Regions from separate parts of the Homo sapiens genome. Here all the other regions are linked to region 3. Evidence: read pairs that join two places in POLR2A ChIA-PET (ENCODE). Cell type or tissue: HepG2. All regions are shown on one strand.

Evidence for each region. ChIA-PET counts read pairs that join two places held together with the same protein. Peaks named below come from ENCODE experiments on the same cell type or tissue, not always from the same donor. Only the 100,000 strongest peaks of a DNase experiment are listed, where the experiment ranks them.
Region 1: POLR2A ChIA-PET joins it to region 3 with 14 read pairs; 16 of 35 experiments call an interaction of 5 or more read pairs at or near these places.
Region 2: POLR2A ChIA-PET joins it to region 3 with 23 read pairs; 10 of 35 experiments call an interaction of 5 or more read pairs at or near these places.
Region 4: POLR2A ChIA-PET joins it to region 3 with 44 read pairs; 11 of 35 experiments call an interaction of 5 or more read pairs at or near these places.
Region 5: POLR2A ChIA-PET joins it to region 3 with 98 read pairs; 11 of 35 experiments call an interaction of 5 or more read pairs at or near these places.

Annotation. Positions count from the first base shown.
Region 1 is chr2:222,862,343-222,866,342 of GRCh38, forward strand. The region is part of intron 1 of ACSL3 (acyl-CoA synthetase long chain family member 3); the gene reads left to right. Among named protein-coding and RNA genes, the nearest start is that of ACSL3, 3.3 kb to the left of the region's middle. RefSeq lists an enhancer at 3,930-4,000. In HepG2, a CTCF peak has its summit at 21; DNase peaks (open chromatin) are centred at 2,179 and 3,149; H3K4me3 peaks cover 4,000 bases.
Region 2 is chr2:222,901,648-222,905,647 of GRCh38, forward strand. The region is part of intron 3 of ACSL3 (acyl-CoA synthetase long chain family member 3); the gene reads left to right. It also overlaps the pseudogene ATG12P2. Among named protein-coding and RNA genes, the nearest start is that of ACSL3-AS1, 16 kb to the right of the region's middle. In HepG2, a CTCF peak has its summit at 2,170 (motif pointing left); DNase peaks (open chromatin) are centred at 1,774 and 2,154.
Region 3 is chr2:222,707,519-222,711,518 of GRCh38, forward strand. MOGAT1 (monoacylglycerol O-acyltransferase 1) reads left to right here. Exons shown (of 6, transcript NM_058165.3): 6 at 2,218-2,412. The coding sequence ends at 2,372. Among named protein-coding and RNA genes, the nearest start is that of MOGAT1, 38 kb to the left of the region's middle. RefSeq lists enhancers at 1,772-2,066, 1,876-2,065, 2,012-2,306. In HepG2, a CTCF peak has its summit at 923 (motif pointing right); DNase peaks (open chromatin) are centred at 83, 433, 913 and 2,133; H3K4me3 peaks cover 915 bases.
Region 4 is chr2:222,803,973-222,807,972 of GRCh38, forward strand. No RefSeq gene overlaps it. Among named protein-coding and RNA genes, the nearest start is that of ACSL3, 55 kb to the right of the region's middle. In HepG2, a CTCF peak has its summit at 2,203; DNase peaks (open chromatin) are centred at 1,929 and 2,249; H3K4me3 peaks cover 1,395 bases.
Region 5 is chr2:222,795,145-222,799,144 of GRCh38, forward strand. No RefSeq gene overlaps it. Among named protein-coding and RNA genes, the nearest start is that of ACSL3, 64 kb to the right of the region's middle. RefSeq lists enhancers at 1-341, 342-1,264. In HepG2, CTCF peaks have their summits at 1,849 (motif pointing right) and 2,342 (motif pointing right); DNase peaks (open chromatin) are centred at 237, 1,087, 1,767 and 2,367; H3K4me3 peaks cover 1,482 bases.

The sequences.
Region 1 (4,000 bases), 150 kb after region 3:
AGAGCTCTGAAATCTAAGCACTATATTTTGCTGCCTCTCCTTGGTGGCTGGCTGAATAGTTTCCACAGTGGATTTTAGTCTGGGTGGCCAGGAGAGTTGTAGTTTGATGATACCTTCTTTCATGTTTATCAACCTATTTTGTTTCCCCAAATTAGTTCTGAGAGTTAAGGGTGCTGATGAGTTGCTCCTGAAAGTGTATTAGAAGGGTATTATAGGGGACAGGTGGTGTGACATGGGAATCTTTTGCACAGACTTGATTTTGTTTTCTGGCATTTTTCTGGGCAGTTCCTCACACTTGGGGATGAGTAAGCCTTCTAATTGTCGCATGCGTTTTCTCTCTAGACTTTTCCTGGTTTCTCTTTTGTATAAAAATATTGGTTTTGTAGGATGACATTGGGTGTGGGGCAGAGTGGTCCATTGGACCTAAGGGTCAAGGTGACAAGTCACCTCGTATCTTTGGATCTCAGTTACTGAATTTGTAAGGCTTTAGACTCAGTGACTTAAAGCTTAAATATTCTGAGGGTCTAAAATGTTCTCCTTGAAGGAAGAAAGGAAGAATGGGAGAAATGAAGAACGCACAAATTATAAGGGGAAAATCATCCTCTGTCTGGTTTGGGGTGAGAATCAGATCTTAAAGCCTCGAGGTCTGTTTCATTTGCTTTTGTGTTTCCCTGCTGTTTGGTTCCAGTTAAGTGACTGTTTCATTCCTCATTTGATTAATTGACTCACCTAGAGCCATTTAATTTTTGTGATATGTCAGGCACCTTATTAGGTGCTGGGAATACAGCTGTGAATAGAGGGAAAAATAGACAAGAAGCAAATGGTCATACAAACGGATAGGTGGTTGCAAGTTTGATAGGTACGATGAAGGAAAAGTATTGTGTGAATGAGGATTATGAGCAAGATTGTGATGTAGATGGAAATCTAGTCTAGGGAGCTGTTTTTTGAATTGATGTGGTGAGATTTTGCTAGAGGACAGTCTTGAAATCTGAGCCTGCAATTATGTACATAATGCAAGAGTTTGGGAAGTTGTCAGCAACAATAATTCTTTTCATTGCACAGTGTATTTCATACTCAGAATGTCATCCCGGCTCTCATTGCAAGATACGAAAATGAGATAGGCAACTTTACAAGTTGTCATTCTGTCTGCCTTCAGGGTACTTAAAGCTTAAATAGTCCTCTAATACTTTCTCCCACTCAAAATGAACTGTAAGGGGGAGTAAGACTCTTTTATGTGAGATTTGGGCTTGAATATTGGATTTAGATTTTTTTTAGGAAAGCTAGGCCAAGGGTGATAGGCTTTTAAAACAACGAGCATCATAATGACTCAAAAGTATCCATTGTAGCATACGCTTCACAGGGTCATTTAACTTAAAAGTCTCATCATCTTAGGAGATCATTTTTTGATGGCTGGATTGGGAAATATAGATTGTTAAAAATATATAAATGTCTCAGTTGAACATGTATGAAGCCAATTCAAATAATACATTGCAATATATTTACTTAATGGCCATCTGCATGCAAAACACCGTCCTAGGGGTACCATGTGGCATAAATAAAAAAGATGAACTTGCCAAAGTTACTGCTTTCAAAGAGATTTCAGTTAATGTATACTAATACTCAAATTTAAGGTTTTTTTTTTTCAAAGTGCTAGCATATCTCATCTGATCCTTTTAAGAGCCATATATGATAAACAGAAATACTGAGAAAATGGAGATAAAAAATTGTCAGGATATGGTGATAAATAGTAAATGGAGTGGGAGAAAGAGGTGCTAAGTGATTACTAGGTTTCAGACCTATGCAACTAAAGAGGTATGTGTGCTATTCACTGAGCTGGGGCTTAACTGGTAGAGAACTAGGTTCTGGATATGGGAAGGGCATGACTTTAGTTTTGGAAGTGTTCAGCTGGAGCTGCCTTTGAGGCCTTTATTGAGGTACTGGTTTTGTGCTGAGAATTGGGGTGGCCATTTACCGTTTTGAAGACCTCCATGTAGAGGCAAGAGCTCAAACCATGGGTATGGGTGAGATTGCCTGTGGGGAGGCTATAGAATAAGAAGAGAAGGAGGCCTGGGATGGAGCTGGGCAGAGGAGGTTGAGCTTGTCAAGGAGACAAGAGTGGCCAGGAAGGTCAGAGGACAGCCAGAAACAGATGTTCCTGCAAGGCGATGAGTCAGTACTGTGGAATGCTCCTATGAGAGAAGAATTGAGAACCATCATTGAATTTAGCAACATGGAGGTCACTGGTGACCTTTGAAAGAGATGCTGATCTGCAGGTAGGGGTGGGATGGGGAGCAGTGGGAGGTGAGGAAAACGGAGACAGAAACTGTTTCCAATAGGTTTGATTTCAGCATGTTTAAATGCTGATGGGAAGGCTCAGTGGAGAGGGAGTGGTTGAATATAGACTAGAAAAGGGTTTGTGCAGAGTTCCTAAAAGGATGGGGTTGGGATGGGACCCAAAGTACAACTGAGGCCTGTGTCTTTGCTGGGAGGAGGGGACACCTTCCACAGTAACAGAATACAGGCCTGTAACCTATGGAGTACTAAGCAAATGCCAAAAATTGTCAAGAACTGTTAAATTTCTAAAAATTAGCCCAATTTTAGTTGACTCATGACAGTCTTTTAGAAAACTTTGTTGCAAGAGCATTGTGTGATTGATTTAAAATGTGGCTCAGTCTTAATTTCATCCCTCAATAGAGTATATATTTTCATCTGACTTTTGATTGTAATTTATTTATTTTCTGAAAAAGGAGACATTGTAAATGTTAAATCCTGTGGTGCCTTCCTTACATGTTTATTTTTGGTTTCATTAGAAAAAAGCTTTCAGACGGTTTCTGTTTTCCTGACATCATAGGTGCCTTAATTCTTTTAATTTAAAGTTTAGCTTCTGTTATTATTGGAATATGTTTATTTACGTATTTTTGATGTTTCCCATTTTGAAGGGTAAAGAATTGGATGATTCAGTAGTTTCAACTGATCTGCTAATTTTTGTTTAGAATTGAAGATACTTAAATAACCAACCTTTTGGATAAGTGGCCTCCAAATACAGCTTTCTGCTTGTTTGTGAAGGTATTTGTTATTAAGGATTCATTCATTCATGTATTTACTTAGTGTCTGTTTTGCAAGGTACTCGGAATTTGGAAATGATTGGGCGAGTTCCTGCTCTTAAGGAGCTCACAGTTCACCACAGGAAAGAGGTGTATGAACAAATTACAGCATGGTGGAACAGAAGAAGGTATATGAGCAAATATATTACAGGATGGTATAATCAGTGCAGCAGTGGAATCTGCTAGGAAATAGAGAAAAAGTGCAGAGCAGGCACAGAGTAGGGAAGGAAAAGGGGAGACTTCTCAGTGGAGATGATAGCTGAACTAGGTTTTCCAAGATGAACTGGAGTTTTCCCAGGTCAACAGGGAGCCAGGAAATAGAATGTTTTACCTTGATTTTGGATCCTCTGTGTGTGTGTGTGTGTGTGTGTGTGTGTGTACACAGATGTGTACGCATTGGAGATGTTATAACGCTACCAAAGAATATTGTTAGAAAAATTAAAAATTGCTTATCTTACTATCCTCATGTTGATTGCTCTAGCTGTGAAAAGCTGCACATTTTCCCCTGTCCTGTCATGGTCAACTTTTCTGTCTCCTATTTGATGCAGAAAGTAACTGAACTTAATTATATTATTTGGATACAAAGCCTAGTTTTTGTTTTTCTAAATGAATGGTCTTTGGAATAAGGATAATAGCCAACACCTTTATAGTATACTGTGGCCAAATGCTGTTCTAATTTTTATCTCAGCCTTGCAAAATAGGTACTTTTTTTTTTTTGAGACGGAGTCTCGCTCTGTCCCCCTGGCTGGAGTGCAGTGGCATGATCTCGGCTCACTGTAAGCTCCGCTTCCCGGGTTCACGCCATTCTCCTGCCTCAGCCTCCTGAGTAGCTGGGACTACAGGTGCCCACCACCATGCCCGGCTAATTTTTTGTATTTTCGGTAGAGATGGGGTTT
Region 2 (4,000 bases), 190 kb after region 3:
TTAGGTCCAAAAGAAAAGGCTGGGCATGGTGGCCCACGCCTGTAATCCCAGCACTTTGGGAGGCCAAGGTGGGCGGATCACAAGGTCAAGAGATCGAGACCATCCTGGCCAACATGGTGAAACCCCATCTTTACTAAAAATACAAAAATTAGCTGGGCGTGATTGAGCACGCCTGTAGTCTCAGCTACTCGGGAGGCTGAGGCAGGAGAATCACTTGAACCCGGAGGCGAAGGTTGTAGTGAGCCGAGATCGCGCCACTGCACTCCAGCCTGGGTGACAGAGTGAGACTCGGTCTCAAAAAAAAAAAAAAAAAAAAAGAACTCAAATATTGTTGAGGTAGCAAATATTCTATCATCTGAAACCTCAGTGGTAAACACAATACCCAAATTTAACATATTTTTGTTACTTGTTAAATACATGCGTGTAAATATATTCACTTAAGTAAACTAAGTGGACAAAATTAGATAAGTCTTTTTTCATATCCAACTTATTTAACTTGATACACTTTCCAGCTTTCAACATAATTGCAAATTTTTATAATCTTGTAAGATAATGTTATGTAATTCAACTTGTCAGTATTATTCTAGTGCTATTAGCTATATTAATTACATAAAGACATTGATGTAAGGGGACTCAAAAATTCATAGGTTTGGGTAGAAAATGAGAACTAGACAGTGATTTCATCACTATAAATTTAGTTGTTACTTAGCGTCCCCTGAGGCTAATGTATGGCAGATCCCTGTAGCCATAAATTGCATTCTGGGCTTTAAGGGATTAAAATATAATTCAAATCCTTCAATAAAATCATACCATTCACACCATTACCTTTGAAAATAAATACTTGGAATTCTAGTACATACCTTAGATCTTGTTTGTACATGCCATTCAATTTATTATAATGCTTTAAAAAAGATATTGATGCAGGATTCTTGCTCCTTAGTTCAGCTAAATCCAGGTTCTTGTCTCATGACCAGAAAAAAATTAGGCATGTGGACACATTGAAGGATGAGGAGGGCGGAATTTATTAAGCAAAAGGAAAGCTCAGCAAAGAGAGGGGTCCTGCAGGCAGGTTTCTACCTCACAAATTGAATACCAGGGCCACCACACAGGAGCTGAAGAGTGCAGACTTCTCCTCTGCATGAGGCACAAATTCCTGGTGGCTCCACCCTAGGGCATTATTCAGAAAGAATCAGTCAGGAAACGGTGGGCAAACTGGGACAGACTTTCTCCCTCTGGGTCACGGGTTTCAACCTGGACCAGCAGTCCAGTCTTTCAGCCTTCAGGTTGCTTTAGGCTTGAAGGTGAGGTTTCACCGGGGACTCTACCCTATCTGCCTAGGTATTTGTCTGCCTCCAGCCTCTATCAATATGGTACTACAAATAGAAGGAAGAAAAAAAAGTCAAATCACACCTTAGGAAATTACAGCCTAGTAGCATCAGTAAAAATGGTACTGTTAGTCATGTCATGAAATAGACGTAAAATTGAAGGTTGATTTTCTTTTTTTTTTTGAGATGAGGTCTGGCTTCGTGGCCCAGGCCGGAGTGCAGTGGCATGATCTTAACTTATCGCACTTTTCATCTCCTGGTCTCAAGTCATCCTCCCACTTGATTCCGCCTCTTGAGTAGCTGGTACTACAAGTGTGTGCCACCATACCTGGCTAACTTTTGTAGTTTTTGTAGAGACAGGGCTTCGTCATGTTTCCCAGGCTGGTCTCAAACTTCTGAGCTCAAGTGATCCATTTGTCCTGGCCTCCCAAAGTCCTGGGATTACAGTTGTGAGCCACCATGCTGGCCTGTTTTTCAATTATTGATTGCTTTCAAGTTGGAAAGTGCATTGTGAAACACTCAAAGATGTTGCTGGGATTATTTAGTTCTTTTGATACTATATAAATAAATGACAGAGTAACACCATAGTTATATGATTGGAACTCAAGAAATATTAAATGATAGGATTGAAAAGAGTTATATGAGTCATTTGTCCAGAATTTATAAAATTTTTTTCTGTATCCCAATGGAATAAATTTAAACTATGTATATTCTCTGAAATAGTCTTCCAGTTTGCCCAACATGCTTGCTCTCCTGACTAGATATTAGCTAAAAATTAACAAAACAGTCTTTTCTCCTGTTACTGTGTGGTAAAGATGTAAAACCCTTTTTGCCAGCAGGGCTGCCCTCTACTGGACTATTTAAGGTATTCAGTGAGCAGGTCAATATGACTATTTTACAAGAAGGTAACACAGTGGGTATAAATGTAAACATCCCATATCCCAAACAAACTGAAGTTCCCTGAATAGTTAAAAAAAAAAAGCCCTTTAATAAACTTTTACCATTAAAACAATTATGGTCGGCTGGGCGCGGTGGCTCACGCCTGTAATCCCAGTACTTTGGGAGGCCGAGGCGGGCGGATCACCTGAGGTCAGGAGTTCGAGACCAGCCTCAACATGGAGAAACCCCGTCTCTACTAAAAATACAAAATTAGCCGGGCGTGATGGTGCATGCCTGTAATCCCAGCTACTCGGGAGTCTGAGGCAGGAGAATTGCTTGAACCTGGGAGGCGGAGGTTGCAGTGAGCCGAGATCGCACCATTGCACTCCAGCCTGGGCAACAAGAGCGAAACTCCATCTCAAAAAACAAAACAAAACAAAACAAAAAACAATTATGGTCATTTTGAGAACTGGTAGTGAAGTTTATATGGTCTTAGTCTCCATTTCAACCTTGGAGGCAGATCTGTGGCAATGAGAATAGTAATGTATAGGAACGGTGGGTCTGCTCTGATGTCAGTCTTTTATGATGATTTGTATATTAATACAAATCACGTTTTTGTGAGTCCATTCATGCTGTGGATGTTTTCTTAGGCATTAGCATAGGTCATAGTGGACACATACTGAATAGGTCATATCTGTTAAGGCTCTTGCTACAAAGCATCAAAACTTTTCAGAACTATTTCCTCTGTGAAAATTCATTTTAAGTAGCAAGTTGTTTTTTTCTGTGGTTCATTCCCATGCCTGAGATTTGCAGTAATGTAGAACTAGTTTACCATCACTGCTGAAACACTCATAGAAGGTTCCAAATTCCTGGTCCAGGGAAAGAGCAAAAGCCTGACTCACATAAATAAACAACTGAGGTTGCAAGTTTAAGGAACTTTTTTGATGAAGTCAAGGAGTCTTTGGATGGTTCGAGTTCACTCTACTGCCTGCTTCTTTGTTTTCATAATAGGAACATGTCCCACAGCCTTTAGTAGGATGTCAGAATTTTCTTGATGTTGCCAGCAGGATCCTGTGTCCCAGGAAACTACAGTGGAATAAGGGGGGTCTGAGGTGCTTGCTTTGGGGAGACCTCTAGAGTAAGTCCTTTGCTGCCAGCAGCAGTTAAGGGAGGTAGCTGTGACATTGTCTTCAGCTTCTGCCATCTTGTTAGGTCCCAGGTGAGATTTTGAAAAGGATTGTTCAGGGGTGGTAAGAGCTCAAACAGGCCTGCCTCAGCCTCATGATAAGCCACTGCATCTGGCTAATTTTTTTATATATGTTTTTTGAGACAGGGTCTTGCTTTGTTGCCCAAGCTGGAGTGCAGTGGCAGGATCACAGCTCATTGCAGCCTCGATCTCCCTAGGCTGAGGTGATCCTCCCATCTCAGTCTCCCGAGTAGCAGGGACTACAAGTGTGCACCACCACACCCTGCTAATTTTTCTCTTTTTTGTAGAGATGAGGTTTTACTATATTGCCCCGGCTGGTCTTGAACTGCTGGGCTCAAGCAATCCGCCTGCCTTGGCCTCCCAAAGTGCTGGGATTACAGGCATGAGCCACCATGTCTGGCCATGATATTATTTTTAATTCAAAAACAAACATGCAAAATTAAATTTTAGTGAGAGAACTTAGTTGGATAACATCTTTCTTCTGGGTTATTAGGGTATGTTTATTCTTTGCAACTCTGATGTTCTAGGTGTAGCAAGACCGTTTGTTTTCATTTTGCCATTTTCCTGTACAGAAAGCTTTAATGTCTCC
Region 3 (4,000 bases):
ACCCAGCCCAGCCTTGTGCTTTTTGTGCAACTCCCGCTCCCAGTTCCACCTCATCACTACATTGGCCTCTGCTAGTCCATATTTCCAGCCACAATTGACAGTGAGATGGTTGTTTCCAGTTCTTTGTGTTGAGTTAAACAGGACTTATGTCTACTATGTATAAATGTGACATCCAAGCTATCAAAGAAAACCACATGAGCTTTTCAAGGCTATGTGTGGTTAAATTCTTAGCAATTTGAGAATATTAATGTTGCAGTAAGGATGTGTGTATGTGTGTGTGTCCTCTGTGCCCCCTCAGCTCCCATACTGATGTCATTTATCACTTCCTTCTCTGTGACTTAACATTTGTTCATATTTTGCTTAGCTAACCACCTACTCTTACTGACATGAATCAGAACCTCGTATGTGACATGGGATGACTCAGGATAGGACAAAGGTCGCTCTACTGTGGGTCCCATTCATTACCTAGAGCCCACCTGACCTCATGCCCAAGCTAATGAGGTCAGAGGCAGCAGTTTGCTGCCTCATTGAACTTCCTGTACATTTTCTTTTTTTTGTTGTTGTTTGTTTGCTTGTTTGTTTTGAGACGGAGTCTTGCTCTGTCCCCCAGGCTAAAGTGCAGTGGCGCAATCCGGTCTTACTGCAACCTCTGCCTCCTGGGTTCTAGAGGTTGTCCTGCCTCAGCCTCCCGGGTAGCTGGGATTACAGGTGCCCGCCACCACGTCCGGCTAATTTTTGTATTTTTAGTAGAGACGGTGTTTCGCCATGCTGGTCAGGCTAGTATCGAACTCCTGACCTCAGGTGATCCACCCGCCTCAGCCTCCCAAAGTGTTGGGATTACAGGCGTGAGACACTGCGCCCGGCCATCCTGTACATTTTCAACCCTTGGCATCAGTAGCAGCATCCGACCAGCAGGTGGCGCAGCGAGTGCAAGAGCCAAAGCCATGGGAATTTTTGTATTTTCTAAAAATCAGAGACAAGTGAGATGTTATATAAACACCTTTTAAAATATGTATAGAGGTTGCCAGATTTGTTTTTAATTAGTGTATTTGGAAAAACACAAATGCATTCTCATTTGTAGAAAATTTATATAACACAGTTAGAGTGAAATTTCCCCATCCCTACGTCCTTACCAAAAAGGAACTTTTATGTTTCTCTCTCTTTCCGGACTTTTTTCCATGCACTAAAAACGTATAATACTTCTAGGAATATAAACATTTTTTCCAAAAATGGATCATACTGTATTATTTTACAAATTATTTTTCCACTTAATACATTTTAGACATCTGTGTGTATTTGTGTATGTGTACACATATTTATATTATTTCATTGTTTAAAAATTTCTGCCTAGGATTCTATTGAATGACTATTACATGGTTTATTTAACAGTTTTTCTATTGAGACGTTAGCTGTTTTTCAGTTACCCGCTATTACAAACAATGGAATCCACGTCATTTATGTGTATTTCTCTAATACAGATACTTAGCTGTGAAGATATGTATTTTTTAATTGTTTAGAAAGACACTCAAAAGAGGCAGACTGGGCCTGGCCAGTCGCTCACCCTTGTAATTCCAGCTTGAGGTCAGGAGTTCAAGACCAGCCTGGCCAACATGGCAAAACCCCGTCTCTACTGAAAATACAAAAAAAAAATTAGCCGGGCATGGTGGTGGGAGCCTGTAATCCCAGCTACTCAGTGGGAGGTTAAGGCAAGAGAATCGCTTGAACTCGGGAGGCGGAGTTCGCAGTGAGCTGAGACTGTGCCACTGCACTCCAGCCTGGGTGACAGAGTAAGACTCTGTCTCAAAAAGAAGAGTCAGACTAGAGGACTGCCACGTGACGTGAGGATTCACAGTCAGTAATAATCAGGGCACTATGGTCTGGCTGTCAACTGTTCCAGAGGGAGGAAGCTGGTGACGTGGACACACAGCTATGTCCACTCACCTCCCAGCTGCAGTCAGCACAGTAGCTCATTTGACTCAAAGTCAAAACCACCAGGGTCCCGACAATCCAGTGTCTGCTGAGGAGGAAAGTTCTTTATTTGTTATCAGATGGAGTGGTGTGACCACTGCAGGCAGCCAGTGAAAGGAAACAAGGATTGGAGTGAGCAGGCTGGAGGGATTCTGATTGGCAGTTGTGTTCACAGCTGTGCATTAGGGGCGGCGGTCTGTGGTGGAGTGGTTTTAGTTCCTCACGTATGATGTATTCCCTGATTTGCAGTTGGCCGCCCGATCCCTGTTCGTCAGACTCTGAACCCGACCCAGGAGCAGATTGAGGAGTTACATCAGACCTATATGGAGGAACTTAGGAAATTGTTTGAGGAACACAAAGGAAAGTATGGCATTCCAGAGCACGAGACTCTTGTTTTAAAATGACTTGACTATAAAAAAAAATTAAAAAATAAAAATAAATGACTTGGCTGTAATAAGGCATAAAGAAGGATAAGAGACCATCCTATTGTGAGAATAAATATTTTAAAGACGTTTATTTTTTTTCTTTTGCCTGTGGCATCAAATTTGCAACAGAAAAGTATTATTTATGGCGATGAATGTTGGTGTATCTGTGGTAAATAAAAACACAGATGACTGTAGGATAAGGTTGGAGATGACTATAAGACATCTAATAATTTTCCTTGCCTATGAAGGCAAAATCATTTTACAGGTTATGAACAAGTTTAGAATTATTCATGTGCTCTGAAAAACAAAAGAAAGCTTCAAAAAGTAATTACACCCGGCCGGGCACAGTGGCTCACGCCTGTAATCCCAGCATTTTGGGAGGCCGAGACAGGTAGGTCACTTGAGGTCAGGAGTTTGAGACCAGCCTGGCCAACATGGTGAAACCCCGACTCTACTAAAAATACAAAAATTAGCTGGGCATTGTGGTGGGCACCTGTAATCCCGGCTACAAGGGAGGCTGAGGAAGGAGAATCGCTTGAACCTGGGAGGTGGAGGTTGCGATGAGCTGAGATCGCACCATTGCACTCCAACCTGGGAGACAGAGTGAGACTCTGTCTTAAAATAATAATAATAATAATAATAATAATAATAATAATTAGACCCTCTTACTAAACATCACAATAACTTAAGGTGGTGTTTTCACAAAATGTGACAACTGTTGTTCACAGCCAGCCCATTTGGGAGACACTGTGTAAAATAGTTCGCCATATACAGCTAGAGGAAATATTTTTTTCTGCTTGAACAGGACATTTGTTAGTGAATAAAGATACTTTTAATACTTAGATAGTTTGAGCCTTTGGTCATATCAACAACAAATTTTTAAATACTAGTGCAGGATTTTTTGCCATTTTCAAAATGGGATGAATCTGTCATACGAAAACTCATGTGGACAGGAGAATGGTTCCTCATTTCTATTCATGCTTAGAATCATGCTCCTTTGCTGTAGAGGGAAATCTATTTGGAAGACAGGCTTTTGCACATGATTCAGGACTAGAAATTCTGGAAATTCCATATCAGGAAATTCCAAAAAATTTTCATGCTAAGAGAAATGGTTTTAATTTGCTTCCTGAATGGCCTTTTCATTATAAAATAATCTCTAAAAGAAAGTGCCGGCTGGGCGTGGTGGCTCATGCCTGTAATCTCAGCACTTTGGGAGGCTGAGGCGGGTGGATCACCTGAGGTCAGGAGTTCGAGACCAGCCTGACCAACATGGTGAAACCCCGTCTCTACTAAAAATACAAAAATTAGCCAGGTGTGGTGGCAGGCACCTGTAGTCCCAGCTACTCGGGAGGCCGAGACAGGAGAATTGCTTAAACCTGGGAGGCGGAGGTTGCGGTGAGCGGAGATTGCACCACTGCACTCCAGCCTGGGCGACAGGGTGAGAATCCATCTCAAGAAAAGAAAAAAGAAAGAAAGTGTCCTCCCTGGTGAGATACGTCCAGTTCACAGTTCGCCGGGTTTAGGACTCTTCTCTGACCCAGCATGAGCAGGGACCTTGTCCTTCCTGTTTACTGACATCCCCTCAGTGCCCAGGTCAGCTTATGGCG
Region 4 (4,000 bases), 96 kb after region 3:
ACCATCACCATTTGAAGTGTACAATTCAGTGGCTTTTTCTAGATCTACAGAGTTGTGCATCCATCACCATGATCAATTTTATTGCATTTTTATTGCCTCCAAAAGAAGCCCTATACCTTTTAACCATCACTTTCCCCAGCCTCCCCACCCGACTCCCATCCGTTTGCCCAAGGTAACCACCAGTCTACTTCTAACTCCATAGATTTCCCTTTCTGGACATTTTATGCAACTGGAATCATACAATATGTGCTCCTTTGTAACTGGCTTCTTTCAGGTGACATAATGCTTTCAAAGTTCATTCATGTTGTCCCCTTGTTCTTTTTGATAGATGCATAGTATTTTATTATACAGAAGTACTGTAGTTTGTTTGACCAACTATTCCCTTATTAGACACATGGGTTGTTCCCAGTCATTGCTCTTTCAAGCAACACTGCAGTGAATAACCTTGAACATATGTGTTTTCCTATGTGTGCTGGTACATATGCATAACACATACCCAGAACTGAGATTTTTGGAGTAGATAGTAGCTACAACTGTAATTACGTTTGATAGTGCCAAATCACTGTATTACACTTTCACCAGCCACGTATGAGAAGCCTGTTTCCTCCAGCCTTGCCAGCATTGCATGTTGTCAAACTCCTAGGTTTTTGCTAATCTATGGGTGGAAAAAATAGAGCATCTCCATGTGGTTTTCATTTGCATATTTCTTATTATGGTTGAGATTGATATAGATAGTTATTGACAATTCTTAGGAGTTCCTTGTTTGAACTACATTTTTTTGGCTTCATCAGAGTGGTGGTTACAGTCTGTCAGCTATGATAATTTGGTTTTCCACAGTGTTTGATTTTTAACATCTTTTTCATATTGTATTTTTGAACTGAGAGTTATAATAAAGACATATATTTTAAGCATAAATAATTATTTGCATAACAAAAGTATCAAAATGAATATAATTTGTTTATTCCTAAGTTATTTTGCTCTTATTTTCCTAGAGTAATTTAATAGGAAATCAATTATCTTTTACTAGTTACGGTTATTTTGGTTGGCAACATAACTGTCCTTATTATGAAACTGCAATCCACATTAAATAAAAACTTCTATTTATAACCAACTGAACTACTTTATTATATGTTAGATGCCTGTCACCAGTCCCATTTGGAATTTCTCAGAAAAAAATAAGCTTTAGTATTTCCTGAAAAAAGAAAAAATACTCTTTCTCTAAATATTCTCCCTCCTTCATTAGATATTTTATCAAGTGAGTGTTCTTTTGAAACTAAGTTTTTTTAAGGACTAAGCGAATCTATCCATGTTTGGAATCATCTAAGCTCACTGTACTGAAATTCTGGGACTTCTGCACAAATTATTTGCATTTTTTCTTAGCAGCAAGTCGTGAGAGGTAAACATTTTTCTCTCAAAGAATACTATTAGGCATTGAGGTCTAATCTGCACACACACCTAAGAAACTCCTGGGTGTCAAAGCAGGACAGGAGACATGCTTGCATGGGTTACCCTACATCTCCTGAAAGGAACCATGTTGAAAGCAGGGCTGATGGCCAGGCCCCTTAGGACTCTGACATAAACATTCCCAAAGTAAAACCATAAACAAGCCTGCCCTAACTTGTACATGGACTGTCCTGATGCTTCCGAGAGAACCAGGCATGAGACAGAGAGCCTCAGGTAACAGGTGTCAGAATCTGGAACAGGTGAGTAATTGCAATCAGAGGAGGACAGAGGTGCTCTGGAGGGTGCCAAGGTGTTAGCCATCAAAAACTCTGAGACAGCTTCCTAGCGTCTGCAGCAGAAGTTCTTATTCCTGTAAGTCGGAATCTCTTGCATAAGCTGAATCCTCTGAGAGGCCATGCCATTTATTATTAGGCAATGGCAACCACAGCAACAATACTAATACAGAGTGCCAACGCGTTTGACCTCAGCTCACATATTTCCCTGCTCTGTGCATGTCCACAAATGACTGAGAGAGCACAGGGAAGACTGGTCTGGGGACTAAGTGAAATTTTAGCCAGTAGGTAAAGTTGCAAGGATAGAACCTGGTTCTAACAAGGAGTAACTGATACTGTCACCATTGAGAAAAAAAGAAAATTCCCCCTCACCTTTGAGGAACATAGCCCTGGTTGCAGAAGCCACAGAGCAAGGAAACTGATTACAAAGAAGAGCAACTCTGAGTGTTCCAGGGCTGCCACAGTGGGGCCAGCTTGAGGTCCGACACTGATTTTCTGTGGGCCTCTGGACATGTCACAACGTTTCATCAGCTTCCTCGTCAGCAAAACTGATATAACACTTCCTGACCTACCTTCTTCAAAGGGATGTTTTGAAACTAAAATGTAGGAACTCTGAGGAACTAAATAAATTAGATAATGAATTGCAAAATAAATAAATAAATATGTAAATCTAAGGATCGAGGGAAGTTATTTCTGTATGGGAATAGTAGTAAAGGTAATTTTTATTTTCTTTGATTCTCTCTAAATTTTTTTCACAATGATCTCTAATACGAATTATGTTTATACTCAGAAAAAAATCTTTAAAAGCCAAAAGCACTCGTGAGAATGACCTAAATTTCTATGAAACTGCTTGGAAAAGTCAAAATGTTAAAGATTATTTCATTTTCCTGAAATAAATCAATATAAACAGAGGGTTAGTAAACTGAAATGAATTCCAACCTGCTCTGTCATGAATGGAAAAACAAGTCTCACCTGGTTTGGATAGTTAATTTTGTTGTCAGAGCCATTTAGCTCAGGGCTACTTTTGTAACATTAAAGAAAGTCTCCTGCACTGCACAGACTCCACCTGTCCCCACCCAGCCCCCCAGAACTGCCCTTGACTTCATTTGCTCTGAAAGAAAAACAAAGGGAAGGAGGGCGAAGTTATTTTCTCTCAGCACGTAATAGAATATAAAGGGGCAGGGAGTGGGAGTCTAGGACAGTGTATGGCCCAGCTCTCCTAAAAGGAGAAGCCTGCACTAAGTTTCCCCTAGATCTAGTAATGCAGTTTTTAAAATGTAACATTTGTATGCTGGATCCAGGAACAAAATCGACCCACTGTTTAGAAGCACACATTTGTCTCAGCACTTTTGGACAGAGGAGGTTTGTCTGATTGGAAAGCGCACTGCCTTCCATAAACAGGCATTTACTTGCCATCAGATTCCTCCCTGTCATTTCGACTGGACACACAATTCTTTTTCATTTTCTAATCTAAACTGTCCTATGGTGTGGCTGACGGTAATTCAACAGCTGGGATGTTTTATGATAGAGATAGTTGGTACGCCATGCTAGGTAATGTGATCCTAAAATAGATTAAAGAGTGAAGCCTCCTTCAGCTCTCCTCTCTGGCTTACACATAAAACACAAACCTGGCTAATATATCTTATCAATTCCTAGACAATTAGGCCCCTTGCAAAAGTCAGCAAAAAGATCACTGTGTAAATATTTAAAACCACTTTTAGATATGCCAGAAGAAAGAACCACCTTGAAGAATTAATAAGGAATGGTCAACATGGTTATGACTTTTGTCTGTTCTTGATATTTTTCTTTTTTTTTTTTTTTTTTTTTGAAACAGGGCCTTGCTCTGTCACCCAGGTGGAAGTGCAGTGGCATGATCATGGCTCACTGCAGCCTTGACCTCGGGCTCAAGTGATCCTCCAACCTCAGCCTCCTGAATAGCTGGGACTACAGGTGCTGCCACCATGCCCAGCTAAAATGTTTCATTTTTTGTAGAGATGGGGTTTTCACCATGCTGCCCAGGCTGATCTCAAACTCCTGGCCTCAAGTGATCCTTCTGTCTCGGTCTCCCAAAGTGTTGAAATTACAGACACGAGCCACCGCATCCAGCCATGATTTTTTTTAATAAGAAGAAATATAAAGTAATTAATGCTTTCTGAAGCATTGTTGTAACGTTAATTCTGTTTACACAAATAACATGCTGTGTAAGCTTGACTTAAAACATTAACTGTGTCCCACATAAATTTTTATAGAAAAGTCTGTCGTTT
Region 5 (4,000 bases), 88 kb after region 3:
CTCTCTGAACAGACTCAGACTGCGGTAGCAGGGGATCGTCTTTGCTGTCCATGCTGGCTCACGTTTGACACTATTGCAATGTTTCTGCATCTGGGTCTTTGCATTGGACCAAGCTGTCTTTTTCCAGAAGACATATCTGGGTCTTTGGGGTCATTTGCCTTCTTCCCTGAATTTGACCTCTACTGTCAATCTAGATTTGGGTTCATGCTGACTCACCATACCCATTACATGCTGCCTTTGTTCCCTAGCCTGACCTGATCTTGGGCCTCAGGCTACAGCCTGCTTTTCCATTACAAAGTACCCAAACACCAAACACAATGCTGTCTGAGTGCCCCCTTTCCCTGCCAAATTCTTTTTTTGTGCTATTTGGACCTCAGCTGCTGACACTTTCCTCCATAAGCCTTTATTCCCCTCCCCAATGAACTAATGAACTCCGCTTCCTTTTCTAAGTGCTCCTCATTCTTTCTCTTTCTTATGTTTTTTATTTTTGTCTGTTTTTGTTTTTTGAGACAGAGTCTCACTTTTTCACCCAGGCTGGAGTGCAGTGGTGCAATCTCATCTCACTGCAACCTCTGCCTCCCAGGTTCAAGAGATTCTCCTGCCTCAGTCTCCCAAGTAGCTGGGATTACAGGCACACGCCACCACGCCCAGCTAATTTTATTTTTTCTTGCTTCCACATTCCCCCTTTTCTTCTTTTCCTTTTTCTTTTCCCCCTGTTTTAGGATTGCATTAGCACGTATCCAAAGAGCAGCCTTCACTCTTGATATTTGGGGCTTAGGAACATCCCTGTCTCCTGGGCTGTCAGGGGCATAGTATATCTGTGGGACATTCTGTAAACCTGTCAGTCAGTGATACCTACAAGCAACCAGAATTAGGCCATTTTCAAGGCACCTTCATTAAAGATTAAAAGGCAACCTTGCCTGTCCCAAATTTTACCACACTTCCCCCCAAATGTCACCTTGTCCAGAGGGAAAGGGAAATACGTGATTGGAAAATCTGCTATCATATGCAAACTTTACCTGGACATGCCCCACTTCTTCAAATAAAGTTCCACTGTGCAAACTATTCTACGGCCCTATATCCTGCTGTACTCATTGTTACTAGAATAAATATTTGCAGTATAAGCAGAACTTTGTTCTGAGGATAAATCCACAGGATACTTAGCACTCTGACAAATGAAAAGCCAGTTTTTAGCTGCCCTTTGTTTGATACAAACTGGATGTTGTGTTTTCTTTTCTGGGTTATGTATAACGTACAAATTCTAGGCAATCTTTGACAAGAACTTATAATAACAAACTGCCTTTTGACAATGACTCTAGAGAGCCTTCCTGTCTCCAGAAAATATCCCTCTGTGGCTCCAAAGGTCTCAGTCTCAGGGTGATGTCCTGGCTACTTTTCTTTTGCACCATAAATGAAATGACAGTGAAGACATCAACCTCGCCATGTTGGAAAACTGCCTAAGATGTTTCTTGGAACTGTGGCCAGTCCCAGGAACAGAAAGGCATGATGTTCACAGCTAAAACTTCCTCACAGCGGCCTGCTGTACCTCCTCATGCCTGAGAATTGCTCTGAGGAAGGACTCATTTACCACATTTGCACTGCAGAAGTCAACACCCAGCGATCAAAGGACATCCTGGAAAAGTCAGTATAGATCCTGAACCAAAAACCTCAGAAGTGATTCCAGGCTGCTGCCCAAGAGCTGACATGCATACATTTGTTCATCACTCAACAAATATTTATTGAGTGCTATCTCTGTTGTAAACACTGTACTGGATGTGAATGTCCAGCTGCAGAAGAAACAGACCCAAGCCTCCGGGAGCTGACTGTTCCCAGGAGGGGGCCCTTGGCTCTTTGCAGTGAGTTGTCATCCTGGGCACTGACAGGCAGTGGTGTGAGCCTGCTGAGCCAGAGAGACGATGAGCTGCTCCCACAATACCCAATAATCAGGCCCCAGGGTGCCTCCTCTGCTGTACCTAAAACACTTCAGATGAACTGCAGCTTTTCAAATCTGCTCTTCATGTGTCAAAGAAATTTTGGAATTTTTTTCCTACAGTAAAAGATGAAAAACAGGAGCCCGACAAGCAGAACCTATACCTAATGTTAAGGGGAAGACCGCCTAGGTTCCACACTTGAGAAATTATTTTTGAGAATGTTTAATCTTGTTAGAACGGATTTCTGTGACTGCTGCCAGGGTCTCTGAACCCTCAGCAAATAAATGCAGATGACATTTATTTGCTGAAGATAATGCTACCATAATAAATGTAAAAGGGTCACTATCTTTCCCCTAAACTTCCTCCTCCCCCAAAATAATCTTTCCTGCAGCTTATCTTCTTTGACTCTAGGGGGCATAGCCATTAAGTCTTTATTCCTTTTGAACTTGATGCCGTCTGCCTTTGGCAAAGAATTGCCCTATTATTGTTTCTGAAAGAAAGTATTTGAAAAATTTAAAAGCCAGTTCTTGGCCTTGTATTTTTTTTTTTTTTTTTTTTTAGGAAAAGCTCTAGCCATTCAATGACCAACTTTCTGCCTATTACTATATCAGTCATTTACTTGCTTTAAAGTAAATCATGTGTCAAATCATGATGTTTTGCTCAAAGATGAACTGCATCTATATACAATGTGGTCCCGTAAGATTATAATGGAGCTGCCCTAAATAGATGTTCCATTTAAAAAAATTTTATATTGTATTTTTACTGTACCTTTTCTATGTTTAGATACACAAATGCTTACCATTGTGTTTTAATCGCCCATGGTATTCAGTCCAGTCACATGTTATATAGGATTTATAGAACAACAGGCTGTACTATACAGCCTAAGTGTGTAGTAGGCTATACTATCTAGGTTTGTATGAGTACATCTATGACATTCAAATAACAACGAAATTGCCTAATGACACATTTCTCAGAATGTATCCTCATTAGGTGACACATGACCGTAATGATGATTCTTAAAAGACAGGGGAAGAGGATGATTAATGACTTATTTTAACTCCAGTGACTAAAACACAATCAACTTCCTATTTCTGAGTGGCACTCAGAAAAATAATTCCTCCTTTTCTTTTTTATTATTCTAATTTTCTTTTTCTTTTTTTGAGACAGAGTCTTGGTCTGTCACCCAGGCTGGAGTGCAGTGGCGTAATCTTGGCTCACTGTAACCTCTGCCTTCCAGGTTCAAGGGATTCTTCTGCCTCATCCTCCCAAGTAGCTGGGACAACAGGCATGTGCCACCACACCCAGCTAATTTTTGTATTTTTGGTAGAGACAAGGTTTCACCATATTGGCCAAGCTAATCTGAAACTCCTGATCTTAAGTGATCCACCCTCCTCGGCCTCCCAAAGTGCTGGGATTATAGGCATGAGCCACCGCACCCAGTCTTATTTTTCCAATTTTCTAGACAATATTTAAAGAATGCAGTGGATTGGTATTCTAAAATCCAAGTTTATATACTGCCCAGAAAATACCCTTTAGTTGATGCACTGAGAGATGACCCAACTGTGTTGACAGGTGATCCAGTCTTTTAGCTACCTCTGCTTACTTTTCCTGGGTTATGGGGAGCCTTGAGATAAGTATGAGGCTGTAAAGGTGTAGGTGTGGCCCAGGTGTCTGCAGCTCTGAAGGTGGAGGTGCAGCCCAGGTGTAGCTCTTTGAACCAGCATTCCCCTTAACATGACAGGTCAGCTCCTTTCAGAACTGACCCACCACTTGATTGGAGAATACTTCAGCAGGAAGCCACTTGGTTGTACAGTGGGAATCTCTTAGAGATGCACAATTGTTTCTGGACTCAATCCCAATCCCAGGAACCTCAGCGTGAGGTGAGATTTGGGTGTCAGGCAGGATGGGCCCCATGGCCTAACGAAACCTACTGACATTCATTCTAGGTTCACATTCAATTGTAGCCAGTACCTTAAAGGGAGCAATTTTACCAAGTTCTAGGCATGGACACTGTGCACATTGACAACATATCTTTGAGTTTAGTTCCCTCCTGATCTTGTTGGCAAATT